Regions from separate parts of the Homo sapiens genome. Here region 1 is linked to region 2. Evidence: chromatin loops called from intact Hi-C (ENCODE). Cell type or tissue: heart right ventricle. All regions are shown on one strand.

Evidence for each region. Hi-C counts contacts between places; a loop is a spot of excess contacts. Peaks named below come from ENCODE experiments on the same cell type or tissue, not always from the same donor. Only the 100,000 strongest peaks of a DNase experiment are listed, where the experiment ranks them.
Region 1: a loop joins it to region 2, with 1.9 times the contacts of the local background. A loop is called at or near these places in 7 of 110 quality-filtered maps.

What each region holds. Positions count from the first base shown.
Region 1 is chr18:7,976,109-7,984,108 of GRCh38, reverse strand. All of the region lies in intron 7 of PTPRM (protein tyrosine phosphatase receptor type M), which reads right to left. Among named protein-coding and RNA genes, the nearest start is that of PTPRM, 410 kb to the right of the region's middle. In heart right ventricle, a CTCF peak has its summit at 3,750 (motif pointing right); no DNase peak of the experiment used is centred here; H3K27ac peaks cover 1,621 bases.
Region 2 is chr18:7,785,306-7,793,305 of GRCh38, reverse strand. All of the region lies in intron 2 of PTPRM (protein tyrosine phosphatase receptor type M), which reads right to left. Among named protein-coding and RNA genes, the nearest start is that of PTPRM, 220 kb to the right of the region's middle. In heart right ventricle, a CTCF peak has its summit at 3,263 (motif pointing left); no DNase peak of the experiment used is centred here; H3K27ac peaks cover 1,524 bases.

The DNA of each region.
Region 1 (8,000 bases), 190 kb before region 2:
CTGCTTCCTATCTTGACCTTATTTGGAGACTATTATGTAAAGAATACTAAAACACATTGTTTTCCAGAACACACCATATTCTAACAAGTTACAGTTTCATTCATCAAGTGAACAGTATTTCAAGGCAAATTGATCAGCTACCGACCTTGATAACATCAATTTAGCATTATGGATGAAAATCTCAAATGTCTCTGGCTCTTTAGCATTAAATATTGAGTGGAAGTGGGGTTTTTATTGACAGCTTTGTTACTTTATTTTACTATGGCACGTTTTTATGTGACAGTAAAGCAGCTAAAGCAGCTAAACACACATTAAATAAGTGCTGAGATAACTTGATAATGACCTTTCACAGATTATTTTCTCAACGAAGGTTAGTGGCAAAGAAGACAGGCAAATATGTTGCAAGTAGAAAGTAGGACTGCTCCTAGTTCTGATTGAGACAGAACTAGGAGCAGTTACTTAAATGTTTAAAATCTTTCCTGGGCTTCTACAGTGTGCCAGGCAATAGCGCACAAGAGAAAAAAAGGTAAGATTTAGGTCTTACACAGAATGATGAGAAAGCCAGAGACAAAAAGCATAGTTCTAGCCTATGAGACAAATGCCTATATTGAAAGTGCCATGGCAGGACAGGGGCAGGGCAAAGACTCTGTCTGGTGAGTAAAACAGGCATTCCTGTTCCTTTATACCAACAGGCCCCAAACTTTTTGGCACCAGGGACCAGTGTTGTAGAAGACAATTTTCCCACTAACCAGGTTGGGGGGATAGCTTCGGGATGAAACTGTTCCCCCTCAGATCATCAGGCACTAGATTCTCCTAAGGAGCTTGCAACTTAGATCCCTCGCATGCACAGTTCATAATAGGGTTTGCACTCCCACGAAAATCTAATGGCCGCTGCTGATCTGACAGGAGGTGGAACTCAGGTGGTGATGCTCGCCCGCCTCTGGCTCACTTCCTGCTGTGCAGCCAGGTGTACCTGGTTGGCAGTCAGGGGGTTGGGGACCCCTACTTTATATGAAAGTACATGTGTTTGACAAGCAGAAAAGAGGAGGAAAAGGCATTTCTGAGAAAGTGAACAGCACTAAAAAGACATGGAAATAGGGAAGAGAATGCCAGAATCGTGGCGAATGCAGATAGTGCCAAATAGGAGCTATCAGGAGGGCCTGGTCAGGGCCCTGAGTCATGAATGTGAGGCCTCACAATCCTTGTAGAAGCTTCCTGACTTTCAATAAACCTCAGAGAAAGATACACCATCACACGCCACATAACAACATTTCCATCAACAACGAACCACATATATCACTGTCATCCCATAGGAGTATGCTGGAGCTGAAAACTTCCAGCCGCCTAGTGACATCCTAGCTGTCCTAACGTCATAGCACAACACACTACTGAGGTGTTTGTGGTGATGGTGCTGTAAAGAAATCTACTGCACTGCCAGTCATATAAAAGTCAAGCACATACAATCATGTACAGTACCTAATACTTGCTAATGATAATAGACAACTATGTTACTGGTTTATGGTTTTACTATAATATACTTTTTTAATACTTATTTTACAGCATTCTACTTATACTAAAAAAAAAAAAAGTTAACTGTGAAGCAGCCTCAGGCAGGACCTTCAGGAGGTAGACAGCAGAAGGCCTTGTTATTCTGGGAGATGACAGCTCCATGAGTGTTACTGCCCCCTGAAGACCTTCCAGTGGGAGAGGATGTGGAGGTGGGGCCAGTGCTATCAGTGATCCTGACCCAGAGTAGGCCTAGGCTAATGTGTGTTTGTGTTTTAGGTATCAAAAAAGTTTTAAAAGTAAAAAAAAAAAAAAAAAGTAAAAACTTAAAAACAGAAAACAGCTTATAGAATAAGAATATAAAAAAGAAAATATTTTGTACAGTTGTACAATGTGTTTGTATTTTAAGCTAAGTGTTATTACAAAAGAGCCAAACAATGAAAAATGCATTGAAACGTTTCTAAGGTACAAAAGTTTAAGGAAGCTAGGGTTAATTTATTATTAAAGACACAAATTTAAAAAAATAAATTTAATGTAACCTAAGTGTACAGTGTTTGTAAAGTCTACAGTGGTGTACAGTAATGTCCTAGGCCTTCATATTCACTCACCACTAGGTCCCTGACACCCAGAGCAACTTCTAGTCCTGCAAGCTCCATTCATGGTGGATGTCCTGTACAGGTGTGCCATTTTTATCTTCAATATCATATTTTTACTGTACCTTTTCTACGTTTCAATGTTTAGCTACACAAATACCATTGTGTTCCAAGAGTCTACAGCATTCAATACAGTAACATGCTCTACAATTTTGCAGCCTAGGAGCCTTGGCTATACCATATAGCCTGGGTGTGTAGCTGGCCTTGCTACCTCTGATTGGGTAAGTACACTCTATGATGTTCACAGAATGACCAAATCACCTAAAGATGCATTTCTCAGAATACAGCCCCATTGCTTAAGGATGCATGACTGCATATACTTCATACTCATATATATTTCAGTACTTTGTCCTGTCACATCACAGTCATTCCTCCGGGGCAAGTATGGGAGCCAGAGAACTTCAGTTGGAAGATCAGGTGGGAAAAGTATAGGGGTTGGGGTGGAGGGGAGACTGCCTCACACTTTAATTGATGTAAGTGGCTCCATGGAGGAAAAGATAATGATCATTCATTGTTGATTAGGCACTACTAATGCAGACTGAATCACATGGACTCAGTCTCCAAAATATCTGTTGAAAGCCCACACTAGGCTAGGTGCTGTGTGTGCATTCATAGACAGGCAGATATGGTTCCTGAAGATTTCAGGCTTCCAGTGTAGCAGGGATATTAGATGTTTAAAAAATAATAAGGGAATGCACGACTCCATTGTCCAGAGATTGCTTAGGGAAAGCCTCCCTGAGGAGGGGATATTTAAGTAGAGAGTGAAGGTGGGGTTGGTGGGCGGGGGGCAGAGAGGTAGGAGTAGTAGAAAACCAGCGGGAGAGGAGGTGTGATTCTACCTTCATGGTGCTTCATAAGCAGGAAGAGCACCTTGATCTCAAGAAAATGAAAGTGCTAAGGCTGAAGCTAAGAAAGCAGTGGGGAAAAACAAGGGGAACTGATGGAGAGGGGGCCAAAGCCAGATGATAGGGGAATGTGCGCCAACCACTCATTTCCATTCCCAGAGTGCCTTCGATGGCTCAACTCAGGCACAGTAAGCAAGCCAGACAAAAGCCCTGCCAGGCCAGCTCATGCTCCAGTGGAGGGAGACAGATCAACACATGAAATCTCAGCATGTAGCATGCCTGGCTGTGAGAAGAATTATGGAGAAACGGGAAGCAGGCAACGGGGAGGAGGATAGGGGAGCTGTGTGTTAAGGAGTCTCTCACTGTCCATTTTTGCTTAGAAATGGTAGGACTGAATGTGCATTTATAAAAGACCTCTGATGGCTGGACACAGTGGCTCAAACCTGTGATCCCAGTGCTTTCAGAGGCCGAGGTGGGAGGACTGTTTGAGCCCAGGAGTTCAAGACCAGCCTGGGCAACATAGTGAGGCCCAGTCCCTACAAAAATTTTAAAAATTAGCCAGGCGTGGTGGCATGTGCCTGTAGTCCTAGCTACCTGGGAGGCTGAGGCGGGAGGATCACTTGAGCCCAGGAGGTTGAGGCGCAGTGAGCTGTGATCACCACTGCACTCCAGCCTGGGTGACAGAGCAAGACCCTGTCTCTAAAAATACTAAAAATAAAAAAAAAGATATCTGGCTGTAGGGTAGAGCAACTCTAGGGGGCAGCAGAGTGAACATGGGTGCAATAAGGAGCCATAGTAGTGGCTGAGGCTAGGCAAGCAGCATTGCAGAGAAACCTCCGAAACACCAAGACACCTAGGAAAGAGAGTACATGAGATTTATGATTGATGTGGTGCAGAGGTGAGGTAGTAGAAAGACTCAAGGGCAATTCAGGTTTCTGGCCAAAATGAGTGGGCAGCTTGAAGTACTGATTCAGGTAAGAGACACTGGTAGAAAAAAATATTTTGTGGGGCTGCGAAGACAGGCACGGCCAAGGGGGAGGAGTAAGACGCTCAGGGGCATTATAGAGCAGAGGAGTTGGAGATATCCAGGGAATCCATGTGGGGTGTCCAGGAGCCAGCATGCCCAGAGGCAGGAGCGAGAGCTGGGCTGAAGACACAGCCCTGGAGATGTGGGCATCTGGGAGGGATCAACCCAGGGCGGGACAAGGTGGCCCCTCACCCTCAGTCCTTTTCAGGCAGAAAGAGGAAGTGTGTCCCAAGTCACTTCACTGGAAATGCCAGTGCAGCCTGTTCCCCAGCCTCCAAGCACCATCCCAGCCTTCTCCTGTGTCCGCTCCACACTTCTGCCAGCGGACTGCAAGGTGACGAGGGAACACTTAGCACAACACAAAATGCCAGTGCCTGGGCTTTTCCAGTCTCATTTTTCGACTTTGTATTTCATTTCTTCTATTATATTAAAAACGATGTCGTTTCCTGAGAATAAACTCCTGGAAAAAAATATGTAATGCAAATACATATTATGAGCTCTGCACGATCTTTGGGAAAAGAAGGTTTAATTTCAACGAGTATTTTTCATTTGGACTAATAAATATGTCATGTAACACGTTAACCATTTGTCTCAAATAAAACACCTTAGATTCATAATCTGCCCAAAAGAGATGTTTAGCTTAGATCTGCGTTTCAAAAAATGTTTCCAAAGGTATCCAACCAATGAACCTATCGGTAAGAATTACAAATTGCCAACTATTGTAATTTCTGCCTCCCAAATCCCAAATAGTTTTATGTACATAGAAACCCATATTGTTGATGTCTTTGGAAGTCAATCTTAGAAACTCCAGGATTCTATCCTAGAAGGGAATGCTTCTGTGTTTTTTATATACTTAGACAGGGTCAGACAAAGGTGGCCAGAACAAAGGACTCTACAGTGGCGGGTCAGTGATTTCCTCAGTTGGCTGGACATAGATCATCTGCAGAAATCATCTCTCTGCCCTCCCTTTTGTTTTCAGACACTTTGGCAACAGCTATAGCTTCAATATAGCCAGGAATGAAATTAAAGACCCAGCTTATAGATAAGGTCACCCAGGCAACATTCAATTTTCTTTGCCACGGGCCTATGGCTCAGTGAAAATACAGGTGGGGAGCCCAGAGCTAAGTTCTGTCAGCTCCATGGTGAAGCACTGTTTTTTAAAGGTCGCTACACGCAATTCTGAGGGTGGAAAGAAATGTCTGAGTTTTCAAAAAAAAATCATATAACATTATTGGAATTTATATGAAAGAATACTCTGTCACGTGCTCACAGACCCTTCATAATGTTTCATATCCTAACCTTAATATTATGATATAAACCTTTTTAAGAATTAAAGCTGAGACTGATCATTATGTAGTAAGAGCCACGTATAATATTGATAAAGTATAGAATAAGAGTTATGATTTCACAGTACTACAAAGAAATTCTTTATAAAAGAAAAAGTTATATGCCAAGCTAACGTGTCAAACAGAGAAAGTGTTACCAACATTCGCCTCGTAAGTTAGCATGGCAGGCTCACCAAGAGCTTACTTGCAGACAAAATAATTAACGTGACCACTTCACTAAGTCTAGATATCCTTTGGGCCACGAGGCATATTTAATGGTCAAATTGAGTCCATTTAGTGGTCAAATAGAGTCCCGTTTTATAATTTAAAATAAACTGTTTACAGCAACATGCAAACAAAATAGAAAAACAATGGAGATGGTCAGCTGGTTTTCCATTCTAGTTCTTAGTAGAGTTACAGCTAAATGACCCTGGCAGATAAATATCTCTCGGTGTTGAATAACCCTGTCAGCTTATATCTGTATGTTCTATACGACTAGTCACCTCACTTGGTTCATGTCAGTTTTATCTGGCTCTGTCTTGAAGTGAAAGATTCTTACTGTCCAATCCCATCCTTAAATCAACCCTAAGCCAGAGCTATTGGGCAGACTCACAGAGGCTGGCTTTGTAGTGAGGCTAAAAGCAAAGTGCGCTGAGAGGAGCAGGCACCAGTTATCAGAGGGTGTTGGTAACAGTGGCCTTGCCAGGCACTTCTGTAAACAGACGCACTGCAAAACTGCACAAGTCGTTTCCTTACTCCCAGCCTCAGTTTCCCAGTCAACAAGATTTGAGTTAGAGGAAATTATGAAGAAGTCAGTTTTTTTCTTTCAAGTATATTCTGTCCAGAACTGTGAGGAGTCTGAGACTTAATCAAGTTTCAAGCCTACGAGTTTGCCTGCCACTGTTTCATGGATGCTGGCAGAAGACAGGAGACTCCTGGGCCAGAGACATAGAACTGTATTATGAACAACAAAGCAAAGCATGCACAAAGCAACATGAGCTTTGTGTTCTTGTTGTTTCCCCTTGCCCCCAAAGTCTCAAGGGAGAATACAGAGGAATCCAAGTTGATGCTACACATGAAGTCAGTTTGTATCACAGCTAAAGAGCCCTGAGTTAGGAAAACCAAATCTCTTATTATGGGCAGTAAGCAAACCTGCCTACCCTTTGCTCTCAAGAGAGACATTATCTTTCTTATGTTGGACAACTAGAAAGCTCATCCAGTGCTCCAGAGAGAGACACTATCTCTATATTCCAAGGCTGTTCCCTGGACCAGAACAAAGGCCATCGGTGCCTCTGCTTGCAAGGTGTGCACGTGTGAGGGACCTACGGTGAAGTGCATGCCAACATCCTCTAAACAACTCAGGAAGCTGGGTGCGGTCACTCACGCCTGTAATCCCAGCATTTTGGGAGGCCGAGGAAGGCAGATCACCTGAGGTCAGGAGTTTGAGACCAGCCTGGCCAACATGGCAAAACTCCGTCTCTACAAAAATACAAAAATTAGCTGGGCGTGGTGGCAGGTGCCTGTAATACCAGCTACTCAGGAGGCTGAGGCAGGAGAATTACTTGATCCCAGGAGGTGGAGGTTGCAGTGAGCCAAGATCACACCATTGCACTCCAGCCTGGGCAAAAAGGGCGAAACTCTGTCTCAAAACAAAACAAAACAAAAACAATTCAGGTATTATTAATTTATTTCATTATAACTGGAGCTAAGGTGAGATCCATGCTAAATATGAGGAATGGATTTACAATTGATCCCCATAGTTAAATCTTCTAATATCCATGTCACAATCAACCTTTTTTATTGTTAAAATCAAGCTTTAAAAAAAAAAAAAAACAGCAAGTTTCTTTGCAGATCTCAATTCTGACTGATAGTACTTAACAAACGAATACATTTACTCAAGAAAAGAAATAAATCTTACCCAATTTCTCAGTAGTCATTTGACTACAATTATTATATTCAACTCATATCAACCTTTATACTGGCCACTGTCAGTTGCTTACTCCGCATTCATTTTCCTCTCTTCCTTTCCAGTAGTTCCCCAAACCCTTGATTTTGTTCAGTGATTTAGTCTTCCACAGTTCGTGGCTCAGGGATGGCTCATTCCATCCCTAGACTCAAGGGTGAGGCTCTTTTTTTTTCATAAATAAAACTTTATCTTGTAGAATAGTTTTACGTTAACAGCAAAATTGCATGGCACGAAGCATATGAAGATTCCCCACAATCCCCTGCCCTCAAGCCTAGGCGTAGCCTCCCACATTATCAACACATCGTACCAACGAACAATCAGCACCACACAAAGTCCAGAATTGATATCAGGATTCACTCTTGGTGTGGTATATTCTATGGATTTTGGAAACTATATAATGGCATATATCCACTACTATAGTATCATACAGAATAATTTCACTACCTGAAAAAGTCCTCTATGATCTACCTATTTATCCCTGCCTCTCCCAGCTTCTGTCAAACACTGATATTTTTTACTGTATCCATAGTTTGGCCTTTTCCAGAATGTCATATATAGTCATGGGTTGCCTAATGACAGAGAAACGTTCTTTTTTTCATTTTTTATTTTTTATTTTTTTGAGACGGAGTCTCCCTCTGTCTCCCGGCTGGAATGCAATGGCGCGATCTTGGCTCACTG
Region 2 (8,000 bases):
CAGACGAATAAACCGAGGCTCAGAGAAGTCAGTAACCTGAATGAGGTCACGTAGTGAGGAGGTGAAGTCAGGGTGCTCTTAACAACTACGCTAACAGCTGCCTTCCTATTGGGCATATGACAGAACATAACTAGAAACCACACCCTAACACTTCAATAAAATGTACAAGCCAAATGCCATCAAACTGTGTTCTGGGAATATATTTATTATTATCTCCAAGTTGAAATATCCAAATGTCCAGCTTTTAATTGTGGGACATTCCTTGATTTGGTCCTTGCAGAGTCTGCAGAAAGAAATCTCAAGGGCCATCTATGTAGGTAACTTGGTAATAAAATTTAAAAAAATTATTTCACTAGTAAAAGGCTACTTTTATTAATATCTGGGAGGCCAAGGTGGTTGAATTACTTGAGCCCAAGAGTTTGAGAACAACATGGGCAACACAGAAAGACCCCATCTCTACAAAAAACAAAAAAATTAGCCAGGTGTAGTGTTGTGTTGTGTAGTCCCAGCTGCTTGGGAGGCTGAGGTGGTAGGATCCCCAAAGCCTGGGGAGGTGAAGGCTGCAGTAAGCCGTGATCGCACCACTGCACTCCAGCTGGCGACAGAATGAGACCCTATCTCAAAATAAAAAGCAAAAACAAACAAACAAAAAAACACTTTTGTTAATTTAAAATACAATTTTTCAAAAATTATTTTAAAATTTGTGATTGACCTTTTAAAAAATGTATTATGTGTCAGTCATATAATCAATGGATAGCAAGAGTTTGAGAAATGCAGGCCCAAATAACAAGGGGTATGAGCCCGGGGAAGTTAAGCAGATGTTTTCAGAGGGATGATAGACAGGAGAAAACAGGCAAAACCACCCGGCACTGAATAGAGCAAAACATAAGGGAAGAGATCAGAAGAGCCACAGGCTCTTCATGCACCTTCTGGGGTTTTCCTCTGTGGAAAGAGAAGCCAGAATAGTCTTTACATGCCTCTAAAATAAATCACATCTCCCCAGCACAAAGTAAAAACTGAATTAAATGTAGCATACAGACCACTATGAAGAATAATCTACAAAAATTATGATGTCATCTCTAAGTACCTACTGGTACCAACAGCTTTAAATTATGGGTTAGCATTTTGGTTTATTAAGAAGCTCCTTCAGATGTATTAAAAATCCGTTTACTTTTAGTATTGATTTTTTGATAAATATATTATCCAGAGAGGTTATATGCAGTGGTTTCCCTGGAAAAGCTGACATTTATTCAATGATATTTGCTTTACTGAATTAAGTAGCAATATATGCTCATATATCTTTGCTCTATCTGGGAAATTATCAGAGTTAAGGGAAGAGAATATTTTATGAAAATATTAGGGTATGGTTTAATAATATAAAGCTTAGGAAAAAATCTACTTGTGTAAGATCTAGTTGTTATGGATTAATTCTTGACTTTTATATCAAAACATCATAAAGTTAATTCTCAAAACATTATTTTAGTCAATTAATTGGATTTTTAAAGATAGCACTCCTTTATAGAACAAAAAAGTAATCATTATATTCAATTTAAATAATGTTCTCCTGTAATAATTTACCAGGACCATTTTATTAAGTAATAACCTCTAAGGCCAAGTGGGGCAGAAGTTGCCAGCTACTCATCAAATGTCCTTTTCTTCTTCTTCTGTGCATCCAACTAAACCATACTCCCAGCTGCCTTTCTCTCCACTTCCAGACTTAGCCCACAGAAACCTCCACACAGATCCTCCAGGGACTTTTCCTGTGCCATCTGGATGTCCACTTGACATCTAGAATCTTGGAAAATACATGTTGAAGATGCAGAGTCCTTTTCAACCAGGATGTCTATGTGTAACAAGCTCCCAACCCAACCACCTCCAAGCTGGGACCACAATAGACTATAATGTGAATGGGAAATAAAGGTCCACAGTGTTACTGACATTGTGAGATTTATTTGTCACAGCATCTAGTGTTACACCAAGACATACGTTTTTTCTATTATGTAAATTCTTAGCAAAAAACAAAGAGTTTCCTTTTCTTTGGAAAGTTCTTTAATCTGAAAAAAAAAGGGATCTAGACCACAGGGCCTACTGAATTCAGATGTGTCCTATTCTCAGATCTCAGTAAGTCGATAGACATATATGAAATAACCATGTCATTTGCTCTTATAATGGCATAAAAGGTAAGTAAAAATGTCTTACATGAATGTAATTCATTATTTAGCTTGGAAAAGAACACATTTGTAAGATGAGTCTTCAAATAATGAAGAAAGCCTTATAATAAAAAATAAATAAACATGACAAACTACCAGCTCCTTTAAAGAGCATGCCTTTTATCACAATTTGTTTTTTATTGATTCATGTTTGGTGAGTTATTTTGCATATGTGTTTTTTTTTTTAAAACCAACTTTCATTTTCAATTATTAAGAGTTAGCAACCACTCCCATGAGCTACCTCGGAAGGTTACCTTCCTTTTCTTTTTAATTTACTGGGAGAAAGTTTATCAGCTTAGAAAGAACTGGACTTAAGAATTTAAAAACCAGTAATTTTTCCCAGGTGATTAGTAGAAATAGCAATAAAGGCAGGAAATGCAACAAATGGCATGACTTTCTAAAGGGCTTCACACCAATTAATACTTTTGAAAGGTTTTATTGCATTTGTCAAAGATAAGTCTTAGAGAGATCTCCTCTTTAATACTCGTAAAATAGATATAAGTGAATCAGGGAGGAAAGAAAAATAATCACTTGAATCAGAAGACCCTTTCAAAATAAGACTGTTAATAATCCCTTCCTCTTTGTGTCAGTGGGTATGCAGAGCCACAAGCCACAGAGGAGAGGCTCTCTAGCCGCTATGCTGATCCCAGAAAACCGTGACCAAACTTTACCCTGCTGGCTGAAAAAGCATCTGACCTCTGGGATTTACTCTGAATCAAAACATGGGCAGGATGCTGCCTGTGAAAGGCTCACATGGGATTTAAACGTGCTCCCCTGGAGCTCAGAGGATTCTCTCTTCTGTGCTTTGCTGAGAATATGTCTCTAAAGAAAATATTGTTCGTATCTACTGGGGAAGGTCAGTAATGATAATGACCTTATGAGATGCAAAAGTAAGTAAGAACTCTTAAGCAGGCCAACAAGAGGAGGAAAAGAAATGCAAAAGAGCATATTCATTAGCTCATTTGCAAAACCTGACACTGCATCTTAACTAGAAGTCAAGCAAAGTCACCTGGGGCAACAGCAGAGGCCCCAGTGAAGGAGCAAAGAATTCCACGTCTCCATCTGCTGGGGGATTTAAGGAATTACTGAAATTTTAAAGTGTGGCATGGCTTAAAGCTTATCAACAATCTTATTAAAGATAAATTAAATGAGAAAAGAAGCTACTGCCTCATTTCAGGGGTAAGAAAATGTGAATGCTCATACTAATCACAACTACAGACTTTTATTACTTAAAGGTTGCAATGAAACAACACACAACCATTTCTCTTTTCAGTGCCAGGGTAACCGTATATGAACAAAATATAGGCATTTTATGAAGATAAGCGGTCTCTCAGCGAAGGCAACCCTTCCCTGCACAAGCACAACTATACTTGAGAAAGGAGAATGATATGTATTCAGCTTCCTAAAGATGCCAGCCAGAGCAAATGGGCAGATAGCGACTTCTGGCTGTCTTGATTACATCTATCAAATCTTAGCGTTTTCAGCCTGCTAGGGACTCCAGATAACAAGCCCTTTCTTAAGTGAGTCCCAGGCTTCAAAAACCACCATAATGGGTAGCCAATTAGTAGAGGAAATTAATCTTCAGCAAGTCTATGCCACTTCATGAATTTAATTTTCTTTTCTTCCATTCAGTGCATTATTCTAATGCTTGATTTTTCTGTCAAGTAAAGCATTGATCAACTTTGCTAACCTCAGAAATCTGTGACCTCAGAAACCTTGTACATAGATCCTCCAAGACAATATTAATAATAATCATCATCATCATCATTTAAAGACAGGGTCTCACTCCATCACCCAGGCTGGAGTGCAGTGGCACAATCACGGCTTGCTGCAGCCTCAACCTCCTTGGCTCAAGCAATCCTCCTGCCTCAGCCTCCCAAGCAGCTGGAACTACAGACATGTGCCAACATGCCTGACTAATTTTGTATTTTTATTTTTGTAGAGACAGGTCTTGCTATGTTGCCCAGACAGGTACTGAACTTCTGGGCTCAAGCAATCCTCCTGCCTTGGCTTTCCAAAATGCTGGGATTACAGGTGTGAGCCACTGTGCCCAGCCCAAGATATTCTTTATCTGGTAGGATACAATAACAGCTATTCCACAGTACATACTTCATAAGTATTTACTGAAAAAAAAGGAGAACCAAAAAGCTAGGGAGGTCACCCACTTAGGTCTCCTTCCTGAAGCTTAAATATTAACTATCTATAACAGCTGGACAAATCTATAAAGATCATCAGATTCCCTTGGTAACCTTTCCCATGGCTATATTAACAAAAAGCTCAGAAAATGTTTGTCTATGATGCCTTTCAAATATTAGCAAATTCTGTTAGGACTCATTTCTTAGGAAATAAATATGTTGCCTTACAGAATTGGGCTATTGATAGGCATGTGACTATTCACCTATGGGATTTGCTATCCATGCACATGAAATTTCCATTAAGCACAATTTTCAAGTCTTTCAAAACATGTTTAGCCACCTTTGTATCATTTTGTCACTACACACTTCATAAAAGGGGTTGGAATTATTTCATCATTACAATATATATGACAATTTCACCGTTAAAACTCCCAGAAGCAGCACTACTGATGGAACTTAGATAAGCTCACTCATATATGTTTTAATATTTCACTTTCTCCAACCCTCTACCATCCAGAAAGCCTACACCTAATTCTAAGTATATGAATACTACTCATACTTTCATATTTTTCCAAAGCAAAATATTTCATAATCTCAACCTTCATAGAATTAATATTTACAGTTATGTGGCTTCATACAATATAATTTTATGTGCATTATTTCATTTGATAGCCTAGTAAAATAGGCATTTATTAGTATAAAGAGGGACTACTTCTCAAAAACAGGAATGAATTATTTATATTGACTTTATTCAAAAAGAAAAAGAAAACCCTAACACTCAGGGATAGTCTTTTGCAATGCTTCCAAAATCTTTTTCCCTTCTTTCTTTTCCTTCTCAACTTCTCTGAGCCTGTAACTGTAACTTATCGAGGTATGCTCATCACTTAGCATGGCCTAGGTCAGTCGTTTTCAAAGTATCTGCCAGAGACCCCTGAAATCCCTGAGACCCTTTCAGGGAGGCCACAAGGTCAAAACTATTTTCATGATCATAAGAAGACATTATTTGACTTTATTATTCTCAGTTCACGCTCAACTCTCACAGGTCTACACCACTGCTCTCATGCCCAATGGAAGAGATGTTTATGGACTCTTGTGTTTTCAAACTTTCTCAGTTTTAATTTCTAATTCAGAAAATAGAAGTAGATATTACCCACTTGAACAAAAGCTCTGCGGATTTTTCAAAACATTTACAGAGTATAAAGGAGTCCTAAGACCAAAGAGTTAGAGAACCATTCAACAACTCCAAAATCTCAGTGGCATATACAACACAGCTTATTTCTCATTCAGGCACACACCCACTGCAGTCATCTGAGTGTGTGTGAATGTGTGAGGGGCAAGGGAAGGCATTTCTACATCTTCCTCACTCAGGCATCTGGGCTAAAAGCGTCTCAATGCTGCCACAGTCACCATGACAGGAAGAAGGGGAGAGAACACCTTGACTCTCATCCTGGTTCTAGCAGCTTCTGCCTGAAAATAGCACATGTCACTTTCACTCACACTCACCAGCCAAAGCATGTGCAGTAACATCTAAGTCAAATGCAACAGAGATGCCCAATGTTCCCATGTTTCTAGCAGGTGAAAGCTGGAAGCAGTCATTCAACAACGCTGACAACCACAGGGGCTATCTCTTATGACAGTTCATCTCTTCCCAGCATTTTTTCCAGAACTTAATCATCCTCCTGACTCTTCATGGGGTCTAACACCAAACACATTTCAGGCAACATGGGGAGAGATACTATTTAAATATGACACATGCAAGATCACTTATGTAAATTGGGTTTTCTCAAAACCATTGAGAAATATCAAGTGTGGAGAAAATACATTATGGTGAATGCTTCCCAAAGCTAGTATATAATGCTATTGTATCAAGTGGGCCCTCTAAAAGTCTTTGTTTGACTGATGTATAAAACCAATTATTTGTAATAATTTGTGCCATCAACAAATGTCCAACACCTTTTTATAAGAGCAAGACTCAGATCAATTCAAATAAATTAACATTTCTGTCTGAACTGACTCATCCAGCCCAAGTAACAAATTCACATGTCAGTGGTGGGTTGACCCAATGACCCATCTGCTAAAAAATACAAACTGTATCATTTTGTTTTCCAAATAACAAGCATTGATTGCAGTGTTAGAAAGGTCACTTGTCATCAGTTCAGTGGTTGACCTACTGGCAAATTGCAGCCTGTCACTCCACAGTAAGCCAGGACAATCAGGAACTAAGGGATGTTTTGTTTACAGAGTACAATTAGGGAGGTGACACCATTTTCACAAGGTGTGTAATAGGATGCGTCTTCAACAGAGAAAAAAGATGTGTCATGAGAAGGCATATGATGGTTTTCATAATTTCCCAAGATGACTACCAGAAACCTCATTTATTTATACTTACTTTGAAAAGCACTGGATCAAACCTAGTCTGCACCTTCAAGTTTTATGCCAAGGATTTCAATTTTTTATGCATTTTCTATGGGTAACAGAATAAATATAAAAGATACCTCTTTCAAGGAAAGATACAAAGCAAGGAAATATACAATTAAGAAACAACCACATATTAGAGGACTCAAAGCATACAAATAAGGACTGGTCATTTGAAAAACAAATTTCCAGTGACACCCTCTCTAAAAGTGCCACTATATTAATATGCTACCCCACATATCCAATTAGACACTTACTAATGCTGCATAATCAGTTGTTTCAATTTGTCCACCCACCAGACAGAGGCATTACAATTGTCCGGCAGACAATTAATTAAATAGCTATATTTATTTCTCTTTCGACCACTTAAGCTTTTACATATTGCTTTAAGATATAATTCATCACAATCTCCTAGAATAAAGTATCAGTTAACTATGCATTAAAGTCCACTTATTTAAAATAATGATCTGCACAATCATCTAGTGGAGTCTGCCAAGAAATTCTGTATGATTTTTTCTGTATTCAGTCCCATATTATGGATAGGATACAAATGAATGCAAGCATGTATCCAAAAATAAAATGTAATAATTCCTTATGCATTTTCCAACAAAGTTAACCACCAAAATATCTACCAATAGGATAAGAATCTTTATATTTGAGACACCCACTGAGGCATAAAACCATGTGAAGCATTTGTCCTATTTAAGAAAGTCCTAAAATTACACACTTTAAGTTAGTGGCTCCAAATCGGTATTACATAAGTCCATCAGCTCTACTAAACCTCTCCAGTAATGACCAATGATCATCACGATATGCTCAGAAAGTGCAGACGTGGCTCAACCTGGGTTTTGTAAATAAACACTTTCAATGCAATTTGATGGAATAGCATTTTGCCTAAAATGTACCAATGGAGAAAAACTGTGTTGGCATGACACGAAGTCGGTGTACCTCAATTAATGTCTCTTGTAGCCCCACATTTATACTGCAAATTTTGCTTAGCTTCAAAAGTACAGAAAAATTAAGTAATAAACGCACACTTCCCTTAGACTCAACATTTGTTAACATCTTACCATATCTGCACACATGCGCGCTCTCTCTCTCTCTCAACATACACACACACTTTTTTCTGCAAAGATATCCTAACACTTATATCTTTTAACACTTCAGCATGAATCTCCTAAGAACGAGGGTATTCTCCAACATATTCATATGCTTTTTGGTACTCATTTACTAACCAAAT